Linked DNA regions of Homo sapiens: all the other regions are linked to region 3. A link is a contact called in ENCODE Hi-C or POLR2A ChIA-PET data. All regions are on one chromosome and are shown on one strand. Each heading gives the region's core, a stretch centred on a gene start or an enhancer-like site at or near the end of the contact. The rest is flanking DNA. Distances are from core to core; before and after follow the strand shown. Region 1 has its middle 40 kb from the start of LINC01907. Region 2 overlaps SP100 (SP100 nuclear antigen). Region 3 overlaps FBXO36 (F-box protein 36). Region 4 overlaps LOC112268431 (a long non-coding RNA gene).

What was found. Hi-C counts contacts between places; a loop is a spot of excess contacts on that map. ChIA-PET counts read pairs that join two places held with the same protein, here RNA polymerase II (POLR2A). Pooled maps may share reads with other maps.
Region 1: a pooled map shows a loop between it and region 3 (3-fold over the local background). The contact joins two enhancer-like sites. A Hi-C loop is called at or near these places in 7 of 50 pooled maps. POLR2A ChIA-PET finds 5 or more read pairs at or near these places in 2 of 52 experiments (B cell and activated B cell).
Region 2: a map with no recorded cell type shows a loop between it and region 3 (5-fold over the local background). The contact joins two enhancer-like sites. A Hi-C loop is called at or near these places in 2 of 37 single-sample maps with no recorded cell type and 2 of 50 pooled maps. POLR2A ChIA-PET finds 5 or more read pairs at or near these places in 1 of 52 experiments (activated CD8-positive, alpha-beta memory T cell).
Region 4: a loop to region 3 is called in a pooled map, with 4 times the contacts of the local background. The contact joins two enhancer-like sites. A Hi-C loop is called at or near these places in 2 of 50 pooled maps. POLR2A ChIA-PET finds 5 or more read pairs at or near these places in 3 of 52 experiments (A673, B cell and MCF 10A).

Annotation. Positions count from the first base shown.
Region 1 is chr2:230,659,250-230,662,005 of GRCh38, forward strand. No RefSeq gene overlaps it. Among named protein-coding and RNA genes, the nearest start is that of LINC01907, 40 kb to the right of the region's middle. RefSeq lists a cis regulatory region at 1-503 and enhancers at 1-190, 825-1,381. Within about 2 kb of position 1,507, at least 18 of the 41 ENCODE cell types and tissues checked have a DNase peak (open chromatin) inside an H3K27ac peak, as active enhancers do; they include B cell, where a contact is called at or near this core.
Region 2 is chr2:230,536,332-230,539,031 of GRCh38, forward strand. All of the region lies in intron 24 of SP100 (SP100 nuclear antigen), which reads left to right. Among named protein-coding and RNA genes, the nearest start is that of SP100, 120 kb to the left of the region's middle. Within about 2 kb of position 1,305, at least 2 of the 41 ENCODE cell types and tissues checked have a DNase peak (open chromatin) inside an H3K27ac peak, as active enhancers do.
Region 3 is chr2:229,999,071-230,001,770 of GRCh38, forward strand. All of the region lies in intron 3 of FBXO36 (F-box protein 36), which reads left to right. Among named protein-coding and RNA genes, the nearest start is that of SLC16A14, 69 kb to the right of the region's middle. Within about 2 kb of position 1,386, at least 2 of the 41 ENCODE cell types and tissues checked have a DNase peak (open chromatin) inside an H3K27ac peak, as active enhancers do; they include B cell, where a contact is called at or near this core.
Region 4 is chr2:230,582,216-230,585,025 of GRCh38, forward strand. The region is part of intron 1 of LOC112268431 (a long non-coding RNA gene); the gene reads right to left. Among named protein-coding and RNA genes, the nearest start is that of LINC01907, 120 kb to the right of the region's middle. RefSeq lists enhancers at 659-878, 1,999-2,138. Within about 2 kb of position 1,481, at least 2 of the 41 ENCODE cell types and tissues checked have a DNase peak (open chromatin) inside an H3K27ac peak, as active enhancers do; they include B cell, where a contact is called at or near this core.

The sequences.
Region 1 (2,756 bases), core at 257-2,756, 660 kb after region 3:
GTATGTGCTGCCCACTCACCAGAGGAAACAGAAAGCACCTTCTCAGAATACAGCAGGCTTTAATTTCTAGAACTGTGGAGTCATTCAGAAAATGAGAAGAAGAGTGTTGGGTGTCTGATAAGTGAAGATAAGGGCTCAGAGGGATTGCAGGTCGTGGGGTGCGGAGGGGTGGAAGGGAAGACAGTTATGCTAATTTTTCTAAAGAAGAGCCTAGACATCAGCCCATACATAGGATCAGCTGTGGTTAGGAGGCAGCGCCTTACCAAAACCTGCAGGAACAGCCCCCTCCTCCGTCACTCTGTGCCAAGCCCAGCCCCTGTGGCTGCAGCTTGAGAAGCCCCTGATGTGCTCTCAGAGGCATTTCCCCTGGCGCAGTGGCTGGTGGGCACCTGGAACAGGAGCCCTGCAGCTTCCCCAGACTCAAGCAGGCAGTCACGGCCTTGTGCAGCCTCGACATGGCCTCTGGCTTCTCAACAAGGCCCCCAGTCCATCTGCCTCTGTGCCCGGCCTGCTGACACACCACTGCCCTCGTTCTATGCCAAGCACCTTCCAGTGTGCCACCCAGGGACCGGTGGCAGGAAGCAGGCTCCTAACAGACATGGATTGGGCTCCTGGGCACAATTACTCTACTTCTTTTTTTTTTGAGACGGAGTCTTGCTCCGTCACCAGGCTGGAGTGCAGTGGCGTGATCTCAGCTCACTGCAACCTCCGCTTCCCAGGTTCAAGCAATTCTCCTGCCTCAGCCACCCGAGTAGCTGCGATTACAGGCACGTGCCACTGTGCCCAGCTAATTTTTTTGTATTTTTAGCAGAGACAGGGTTTCACCATGTTGGTCAGACTGGTCTCGATCTTGTGACCTCGTGATCCACCCTCCTCGGCCTCCCAAAGTGCTGGGATTACAGGCGTGAGCCACCGCGCCTGGCCCACTTACTCTACTTCTGCACCCCCCACCCTGCACATAAGGAGGGTACATCAGACCCAGAGGATGGCAACCCCCCCAGACTCAGAGGCCACAGGGAAGGGCCTGCGCTGGCCCACCTTCACCTCGATGCTGACTCGCAGAGCTCCGGGAATGTGGACCAGCAGGGAAGGAAAAGGTTCCCAGATAGACTCCGGAAACAGAGCTCACATGACCCCCCTGGGACTCTCTCGTCCCCGCACTGTCCCTGCCAAGGAAAGGACAAGGCCTTGGGCCAGTCTTCTGCAGGAGGTGTCCTGGACAGGCAGTTCCCAACCCACGTGTACAGGCAGTGGCTTCAGATTTGTCTCTGGGCTGTGCTTGTTCCTCTAGGAAGGGCCCCAGCAATTCCAGCCCCAGGGAAATTTTCTCTCCTTCTTCTGGTGTGGATCAGCCAGGGCATTTCACAACCAGCTACAGATGACAAAGAACTGGTAACAGGGCCACCTCCCGTGCCCTGGTCTGGGTGTCCCGGTGAAACTGAATGAAATGAACAGCAGGTGGCCGGGGTCAAACACCAAGTTAAACAGAAGGGGACAATCTCAGCTCCCAGGCAGAGACCACGGGTGGGGGAGGGAGAGCGGGCAGGAGGTTACAGACCACGTGAATAAGAGTTCAGATCTTTGTGGTACTGGTTGGCAGTTTCCGTTCTTACACCCCAGCTTCCTTCCTGATTCTCTGCCCAGCACAAGGGGATTGGGGAACATGTCCAGCCAACTATAGCCAAAGGCAGCACAGGGCAAGGTATACAGTCAGTGCCAGTTAATGGTTAAGACAGCCAGCATATCAGGCATTGCAGTGAGCCGAGATTGCACCACTGTACTCCAGCCTGGGCAACAGAATGAGACTCCATCTCAAAAAAAAAAAAAAAAAAGAAATAGACAGCCAGCATAGGAGTCAGACAGGATCCCAACTCCACACTTGAACTCTCTAAGCCTCGGTTTCCTCATCTGTAAAATAGTGATAACATTGAAGACCATCTCACAGGGATGCCAAGAAAATTAAATGAGAAACTCTATGGAATGCACTTAGGACAGGGCCTGGCACATAGTAGGACCTCAATAAATATTAGCCATACTATCAACTTGACTGAGAATGGTAGTTGAAGAACCAGTGGGCTCCACACAATCTCATATTAGAGAATCTGACTCTCCAGGCAGGCGTGAGAGTCAGTGCATGATGATTAAATCCTTTGAGGCACACGGGGGAAATGTGTCCTGCCTAGGGCTGTCTTACTTCTCTTCCTCACCCCTGTTGGCCTCAGTATCTGGAACTGCACCATAGAGATGAGTCCCTTTGGGTAGTGCCAGGCAGCGACTCAGATCCCAGGGTTCCAAATAGAGACACAGGGGCACTGCTGTACTGGGGGCATGGAGGGCTATAGCATGGGCCGGCTTAGGGGTGTGGTTTGAGCACCCCAGTTCCCCATAGGCCTGATTCCCCACAGAGCTCAGATGTAGAAGGGCCTGGCAGATCGGGCAACCAAAGCTCCTTTCCCTAACCTCACAAGGTCCAGAACCCCAAGATTTAGACTTTCTTCCTTTCCCCAGCCCCCTTATCACCACTTCCTGGCACTCAGCTCCTGCATCTGAGAAATGAGTATGGTACCAGGGTTGTGGTTAGGCTCAAATGAGCAACCCATGCAAAATCCTTTGAACCGAGCTAGACATAGGTGTGGTATTAGTTTGATAGGGCTGCCATTACCTAGATCCACAGACCGGGTGCCTTAAGCAACAGAAGTATACTTCCTCATGATTCTGGAGGCTGGAAGTCTGAGATCCAGGTGTTGACAGGGTTG
Region 2 (2,700 bases), core at 55-2,554, 540 kb after region 3:
TTGATAAACAGAAAAGGGGCACTGAAATGAACCCAATTGTCCCATAAATCTGATTTTTACAGTTTATTTTGAATAAACATAGAAATTGACCCTCTCAGTCTTAAAACTTGAGAGAGTTACATTTGTCTTATCTGAGTTCTTTCTCAGGAAACCAACCGTCAGACCCCCACATAACATCAAGGGACTGAAACTCACCAGATTACTGTATTTGGACAATGAGATGCCAAACTCCTCACCCCTTATGACTGCCTAACCAATAATCTCCTTCCTGTTAACCAATTCCTCCTTACCACTCCCTAATTCCTGCTTCCCTGAATATAGATACATTTCTGCTATATAAACCCCTAACTTTAGTGAGTCAGGGAGACAGATTTCAGACTGATCTCTCATCCCCTTGGCTGCAGCACCCGACTAAAGCCTTCTTGCTTGGCAATACTCATTGTCTCAGTGATTGGCTTTCTGCGTGGCAAGCAGCAGGACCTAAACTGAACCCCTGGTATTTCAATAACAAAATCATGGGTGACTTCCCTGTCTAAACAAAGTCACATTTTGATTCTTTTCATTGCAATGAGATGAGCATTTTAGGCAGGGTCAGCCTTTTGCACAACTGCAAGGAGCACCTTTTGCTGTAAGAATGCCATGTAAGCTAGGCACAGTGATTCATGCCTGCAATCCTAGCACTTTGGGAGGCTGAGGCAAGAGGATCACTTGAACCCATGAGTTTGAGACCAGCCTGGGCAACATGGCAAAACCCCACCTCCACAAAAAATACCAAAAATTAGTCAGGCATGGTGGGACACACCTGTAGTCCCAGCTACTCCAGGGGCTGAGGTGGTAGGATTACTTAAGTCCAGGAAGTTGAGGCTGCAGTGAGCTGTGATCGCACCACTGCACTCCAGCCGAGGTGACAGAGTGAGACCCTGTCTCAAAACAAAAATGCCATGCAGCTGGACTGGTACAGGACACTAATTGAGAGGGGATAGAAAAGAAGTTGCCATGCCCTCTATTTTCTTAGCCAATGCTCTTCCCTAGCAAGATCTAGATCAATCCACACTGTTTCTGTTTCTTTGCTGGAGGTGAGACCCTTCAGTAGTCAAACAGCTCTCATCTCTGGGGTCTGCATAACTTGTTTGATGACTAAGGGAGACCCATAGGGCCATTTCTTACAGCCCACAGCCAAGCCCTCTGTGAAGAGGAAAAGGCAACTCTTCCAGCAAGGAAGTCCTCACCCCTTTTCAAAAACTTTCCTAGACAAACTTGTAGGCTGTTAATGACTCTAGTTATGACCTCCCAGCCCTTACTCAGGAGAAACCACTTTGTAATGTGGGTTTTCAACCTTGGCTGCACGTTGCAATCACCTGGGGATCCCCCGCAACCGCCTGACAAAGATTCTGATGTTATTGGTCTGAGGTGCTGCCTGAGAATTGGTGTTTCCAAAGCTCCTCTGGTGTTTTGTGTTTTTCTAGCACAAGAAAAGTTGTGAGTCACTGTAGTGCAATACAGTTCGATCACAATTGCCACAATTGTGTAGGGTCCATCAGAACCACCTGAAGGGCTTCATAGACCACAGCTGGCTAGGAGCTACCCCTAGGCTTCTGATTCAGCAAGTGAGAGGCAGAGCCCAAGGCTGTATATTTCTAACAAGTTCCAGGTGCTGCTGCTGCTGGTCCAGAGACCACTGCATTAGAGGCCAGAGTTCTCAACTATTGACTGCACATTAGAACCATCTGGACAATATTTAAGACATACTGATGCCTATACACCAACCCAGACTAACTGAATCAAAATCTCTGGTAATGGGGCTCCAGAGATGTTTTTTAATGCTCCCAGGGGATTCTACTGTAGAGCAAGTTGAGAACCACTTGTAAGCAAAAGAAAAAAATTCTTACTAAAAAGGTTAAAGAGACATACACCAAGTTTGCAGGCTTTCTAGACAATGGAACTTCAAACATAGGATTTGCCTGTGGTATTTATTCTTTCTTGGGGCCCACTTGCAGTGTACTTTATAGGATGATGTATCAGAAACCTTGACCCAGCAGCCTAAAAATAGTGGTCAGCATCGATGAGTCTCATCTGTTACAACAAAAAGGAAAAACAGTTACAAGGCCCCACTCCAGGGGAAGCTCAGGCACCCCCCTTGGAGATGTGCCCAAGAAATGGCTCCTAATAGGCCACTCAAATTCTGCCATTGAAAGGGAACACATGGGCAAGATATATCTTGCAGCCTAGAATTGTTTTTATTTATGTGACTTTAGTCTCTTCTTTGTATAGTGACTTTGTAGAGGAAGAGAAATTACAACACCTTACATGCCTAAGTCATGGGGACTCTTCCTCCAGGTTCCCAGAGCAAAAAGCAAAAAGCCCTGTACTCCCTGGTGCCCACCTGGTCATCTTGCCCACGGTTTTTCCATCCCAGAGGTACTGCTGCAGGCCCAGAGCCCTCCAGGAAAAGAACTGACATCTAGGAACTCCTCCCCCAAGCCCTTTCTTCAACTCATTCTTGCTATGACAAGAGTGTGGGTTGCAGTGATATCTCAGAAGTTTATTCCATCATATTAAATTCTCAGTAAATCACCCTTTGGCAAGTCAGTTTAAAGGATACGATGTAGACAGCTAGAAAAGACACTATTTCTGGGCCAGGTTTTCCCAGCTGTTTAATAAATTGCTCAAAAAATCTCTAATTCATCCTATTTTTGTCAC
Region 3 (2,700 bases), core at 136-2,635:
GGATTACAAGCGTGAGCCACCGCGCCTGGCCAAAAATAATTTTAAGTAATGTAATTTTTTTTTTTTTTTTTTTTGAGACAGAGTCTTTCTCTGTCGCCCAGGCCAGAGTGCAATGGCATGATCTCCGCTGACTGCAACCTCCGCCTATTGGGTTCAAGTGATTCTTGTGCCTCAGCTTCCCGAGTAACTGGGATTACAGGCACCCACCATCATGCCCAGCTAATTTTTATATTTTTAGTACAGACGGGGTTTCCCCGTGTTGGCCAGGCTGATCTCAAACTCCTGACCTCAGGTGATCCACCCACCTCGGCCTCCCAAAGTGCTGGGATTACAGGTGTGAGCCACCGCGCCCGGCCTTAAGTAATATAATCTGTATTATAGTACTTAATATATTCCTTTTGAGAGTGTGTGTGTGTGTATATATATATGTATATATATATATATATGTATGTGTATATATACACACACACACATATTTAATTTTTAAAAGAGAGGTGGGATTTCATTGTGTTGCCCAGGTTGCTCTTGAACTCCTGGGCTCAAATGATCCTCCCACCTCAGCCTCCCAAAGTGCTGAGATTACAGGTGTGAGCCACCTTCCTGTCCAAATATATATATGTATATATATGTATTTTTTAACTTATATTTTGGGTTCAGGCATACATGTGAAGGTTTGTTACACAGGTAAACTCATGTCACAGGGTTTTTTTGTACAGATTATTTAATCACCCAGGTTAATTATTAAACCCAATACCCAATAGTTATGTTTTCTGCTCCTCCTCTTCCTCCCACCCTCCACCCTCAAGTAGACACCAGTATCTATTGTTTCCTTCTTTGTATTCATAAGTTCTCATCATTTAGCTCCCCAAAATATATTTTTTACTTGATTTTCCTACCTAAAAATGGAAAGCTGAAAACAAGTACTATTGTATATATTTTTGCCATTAAATAAGTATCCTAAAGTTGAAATTTTGTGCTTGGTGCTGATAAGAAGCTGATTATTAGGGCCTGGCACGGTGGCTCACACCTGTAATCCCAGCACTTTGGGAGGCCGAGGTGGGTGGATCACCTGAGGTCAGGAGTTTGAGACCAGCCTGGCCAACATAGGGAAACCACATCTCAACTAAAAATACAAAAATTAGCTGGGCCTGGTGGCACAGGCCTGTAATCCCAGGTAGTTGGGAGGCTGAGGCAGGATTGCTGCTTGAACTCAGGATGTGGAGGTTGCAGTGAGCCAAGATCACACCACTGCACTGCAGCCTGGACAACAGAGTGAGACTGTCTCAAAAAAAAAAAAAAAAAAAAAAAGAAGCAGCAGCAGCTGATTATTCATACTTTAAATGAAAAGAGAATTCTACGTAAATAAAATATGCAAGTGGGGATCTAGCAAAAGTTTCTGCGCTGTTGCAGGGCCTGGATTTGATTTTCTATCAAATCCTTCCATTTACTTTCAGTAAATTTCTGCTCCTGCAAGTAAATGGAAGGATTTGATAGGAAACAGCAGCAAGTGAGTGGCTTCTGGTAGTTATTTCTCACGCTGAGCGGCTGCCTTCTCTCCAAGTTTTACTCACTTCCACTATTACTTTCACTCTTAGTGTCCTGCTATTATTTCAGTGCAGTCTTGAAAACATTCTCCATAATTTAGCCAGTGCTCTGAAGTAGGTCTTCTCTAGGTTGCTGATTTCAGCCCTGAGCATCTTTACAGAGCAGAATTATTAGAAGATGGAACATGACTCAGGGCTGCTGCTTTTATTCTCCCCGCATAACATTAACCACTTTTCTTTTTTTTTTTTTTTTTTTTTTGAGTCAGAGTCTCGCTCGGTCACCCAGGCTGGAGTTCAGTGGTGAGATCTCAGCTCATGCAACCTCCACCTCCTGGGTTCAAGGGATTCTCCTGCCTCAGCCTCCTGAGTAGCTGGGTGGGACTACAGGTGCTTGCCACCATGCCTGGCTAATTTTTGCATTTTCAGTAGAGACTGGGTTTCACCATGTTGGCCAGGTTGGTCTTGAACTCCTGGCCTCAAGTGATCCACCTACCTCAGCCTCCCAAAGTGTTGAGATTACAGGCGTGAGCCACTGCACCCAGCCAACCACTTTTTTTCTTATTTGCACACAGGGAAAGAAGGAAAACCACTTATTTCTGTTGTCAATCTAAGTTTTATCTCTGTTCCATTTACCTGTTACACACTTCATTTATAAGTTATTTTCTTTTTCTTTTTTCTTTTTTTTTCTTTTGAGACAGAGTCTCGCTCTGTTGCCCAGGCTGGAGTGCAATGGCACCATCTCGGCTCACTGCAACCTCTGCCTCCTGGGTTCAAGCAATTCTGCTGCCTCAGCCTCCCGAGTAGCTGGGATTACAGGCACCCACCACTGTGCCTGGCTAATTTTTGTATTTTTAGTAGACACGGGGTTTCGCCATGTTGTCCAGGCTGGTTTTGGACTCCTGACCTCAGGTGATCCACCTGCCTCGGCCTCCCAAAGTGCTGGGATTGCAGGCATGAGCCACCATGCCCAACCTTATAAGTTATTTTCATTTAACTACTTTATTAATGAAAAAAAGGCTTCCTTTTCAAATTCCGGGGGACAAGTTTATTACCAAATTATTTGTGTCCAGTCCAGCTCCTTCCTCTTTACCTCAGGGAGGGAGTTGCTCCTCTCCTGCTCAAGATCAGTGCTACCTGACACGTGGTTCCAGGGCCT
Region 4 (2,810 bases), core at 231-2,730, 580 kb after region 3:
CCTCTCCACATCTGTTCATGCTTTCTCATTGGCCTTTCCATGAGGACTCAGAGTTTGGGTCACCTCCACTTCTTCCAGCTCTTTGTATTCTTTTTTCCCTGGATCTTTTTTTCTGCATGTATTTCCCCATTTTTGTTTCATGTTTCTGTTTCTATCTTTTCCATTAGATTCCCTGGGTAACAGGAAGAATGTAACTTCTGTCACAATAGCGGAAAGATAGAAACAACCCATCATTAACTGATGAATGAATAAACGAAATGTGGTAGAGATGTATGATGGAATATTATTCAGCCATCAAAAGGACTTGAGATACTAATTCATGTTACCACGTGGCAAAAACCTGGAAACATCTTATTAAGTGAAGGAAGCCCAGACACAGAAGGCCACATATTGTGTGATTCCATTTTCATGAACTGTCCAGAGTAGGCAAATTTGTAGAGGCGGAAAGTAGATTACTGATTGCCAGGGATTAGGGGCAGAGGGAAATTAGATAATTGGTTAATGGGCATAGGGTTTCCATTTGGGATGATTAACCCGTTTTGAAACTAGAGACAGGAGGTCGTACAACATTGTGAATATACTAAGTGTCACTGAATTCCACACTTTAAAATGGTTAACATCTGAATTTTACCTCCTTCCCTCCCAAAAAACACAACAACAAAGGCTCTGGGTTTATCTTTTCTCATCTGACCTACGCAACCCCATACATTGTCCCTCTGGGTTTCAGTTTCCTAATCTGCAAAATGGGCACATAAATAATACTAATCTCCAAAGGCAGCCATGAGCAATAAACCCACAGCTGCCACGGAGCAGGCATTCCATCACAGTGAGCTGTTCATAATACGGTTATTTTTATTGTTGTCCTTGACTGTCTTTCATTTCCCCTCCTTCTTCCTCCCTCTCTCAAAATACCCTCATCCTCTTCTCAGCATATGCGTCACTCCCTCTTTGTGTCTTTCTGTATGACTAAGTTTCTCTTTGAATATTCCTGCTGCTGAACAACATGTCCACGTTTAAATTGGCCCCTTCTTCTGGCATCACCAAGAGTATCTTCTTTGACATTGTTGGCCATAGGCACATCCTTCTTAGCCCTTCACCGCTTCTCACTGAAGGTCTCCTATAAACTAGTAATTCACACTCAGATCCTCATTCTACCCTCCGGGTTACTGGGGGGAAAGTCTGTTTTTGCCACCTCTTGAGAGTGCTCTTGGATTCCAGCTGGAGTCAGGTCACTTTGGAATCAACACAAAGTGACCCTCAACCAGCTCTGCCACCATCCCCAGCAGTGCAGTCTTCCCTCAGACCTCGGTTCCCTGTCTCCTTTTCTTCTTAGTAGACCAGAAAACAAAGTTTTTGTCCAGACATTATTACCTTGTTTACAGGTTGGTTGAAAGCTGGGCATTTTTGTTGTCTCTTTTCCATCCCTTTTCTGGGAAAAGGGGAGCACTGAACAAAGAAAAGAATTAATTAGGGCCTGCAAGCAAGTGACCAGGAACTCCATCTCATGACCACATGAACGAAGCACCATGTGTTCTTACAATTCAGTGGGAAACTCCTAGCCCTTCAGTCACTCTGAATCTCAGTGGCTTGTGACTTGGTGTTGCTTGTTTCTTCCTCTGAGGCAGCCAAGAAAGAAAATAACAGCACAAAACCACTGAAGTCCTATAGATGATGAGCCTCTCAGGTTTTAAGGATGATGGAGCAGTAGAAAAATTGTAAACCATAATTAATCATCCAACAAGATGATCAGAGAGGCGTGAAAGCTTATCTCCATACAAATTCTGTAAGTGGAATGTCTCTGTGAACTGTGCAAATCTTACAGAAGAAACAAAGGGATTTCCCGAGGAGAAGAGCTAAGATCCTAGAGAGATGCCTCTAGGTAAGAGAAACCCAACAGCCTTAAAGGTGGGGCTAGAAAACAGCAGAGTTTTGGCTAAATTGGGTCTGGAAAGATGAGAGGCTCCCAAAGAGAGAGGACATGGTGGAGGAACTAGACAGACTTCCCCAGGGGTGGCCCAGACCCAAGGAACAAAGGGAGGACTCTCTGAAGTCTACAATCAGGGAGCAAATATTGCAGCACTGGGAAATGTCCTGAGACACCTGGACCAAGGTCCTCAGAGACTGCCAACGAAAGGAGGCCAGGGCGCAGGTTAGTTATATTCACACCGCCTAGCACAGGGCCTGGGACATGTAAGCATTTCTTTATTATTTTTTTTTAAAGGAGTCTCACTCTTTGTTGCCCAGGCTGGAGTGCAATGGTGCGATCTCAGCTCACTGCAAACTCCGCCTCCCAGGTTCAAGCGATTCTCCTGCCTCAGCCTCCCGAGTAGCTGGGATTACAGGCATGTGCCACCGTGCCCGGCTAATTTTGTATTTTTAGTAGAGATGGAGTTTCTCCATGTTGGTCAGGCTCCCGACCTCAAGTGATCCGCCCGCCTCGGCCTCCCAAAGTGCTGGGATTACAGGTGTGAGCCACCGCGCCCGGCCGCATGTGAGCATTTCATGAATACTTGCTAAATGAGCGACTGACCAAGTGAAAGAATGAAAACCAGACCTAGACCCCAAAAGACAGGGGAGAGAATTGATTACCCTTTTTGAAGCTTTTATGAATCTCAATTAAATCGGGATACTCCTTCAGGTTAATCCTGCTGAACAGGACTGACAGAACTGAACAATCAAACACCTTCTCCAGGTGGCAGAGAACCTGATACACAACTCTCTGTATAGGAATCGAGTTTATACGGGCTTCTTGAGAATACTGTTAAAAAATTCAATGGTAAAAGTATACAAAATAATAGCTTTAAAGTTAA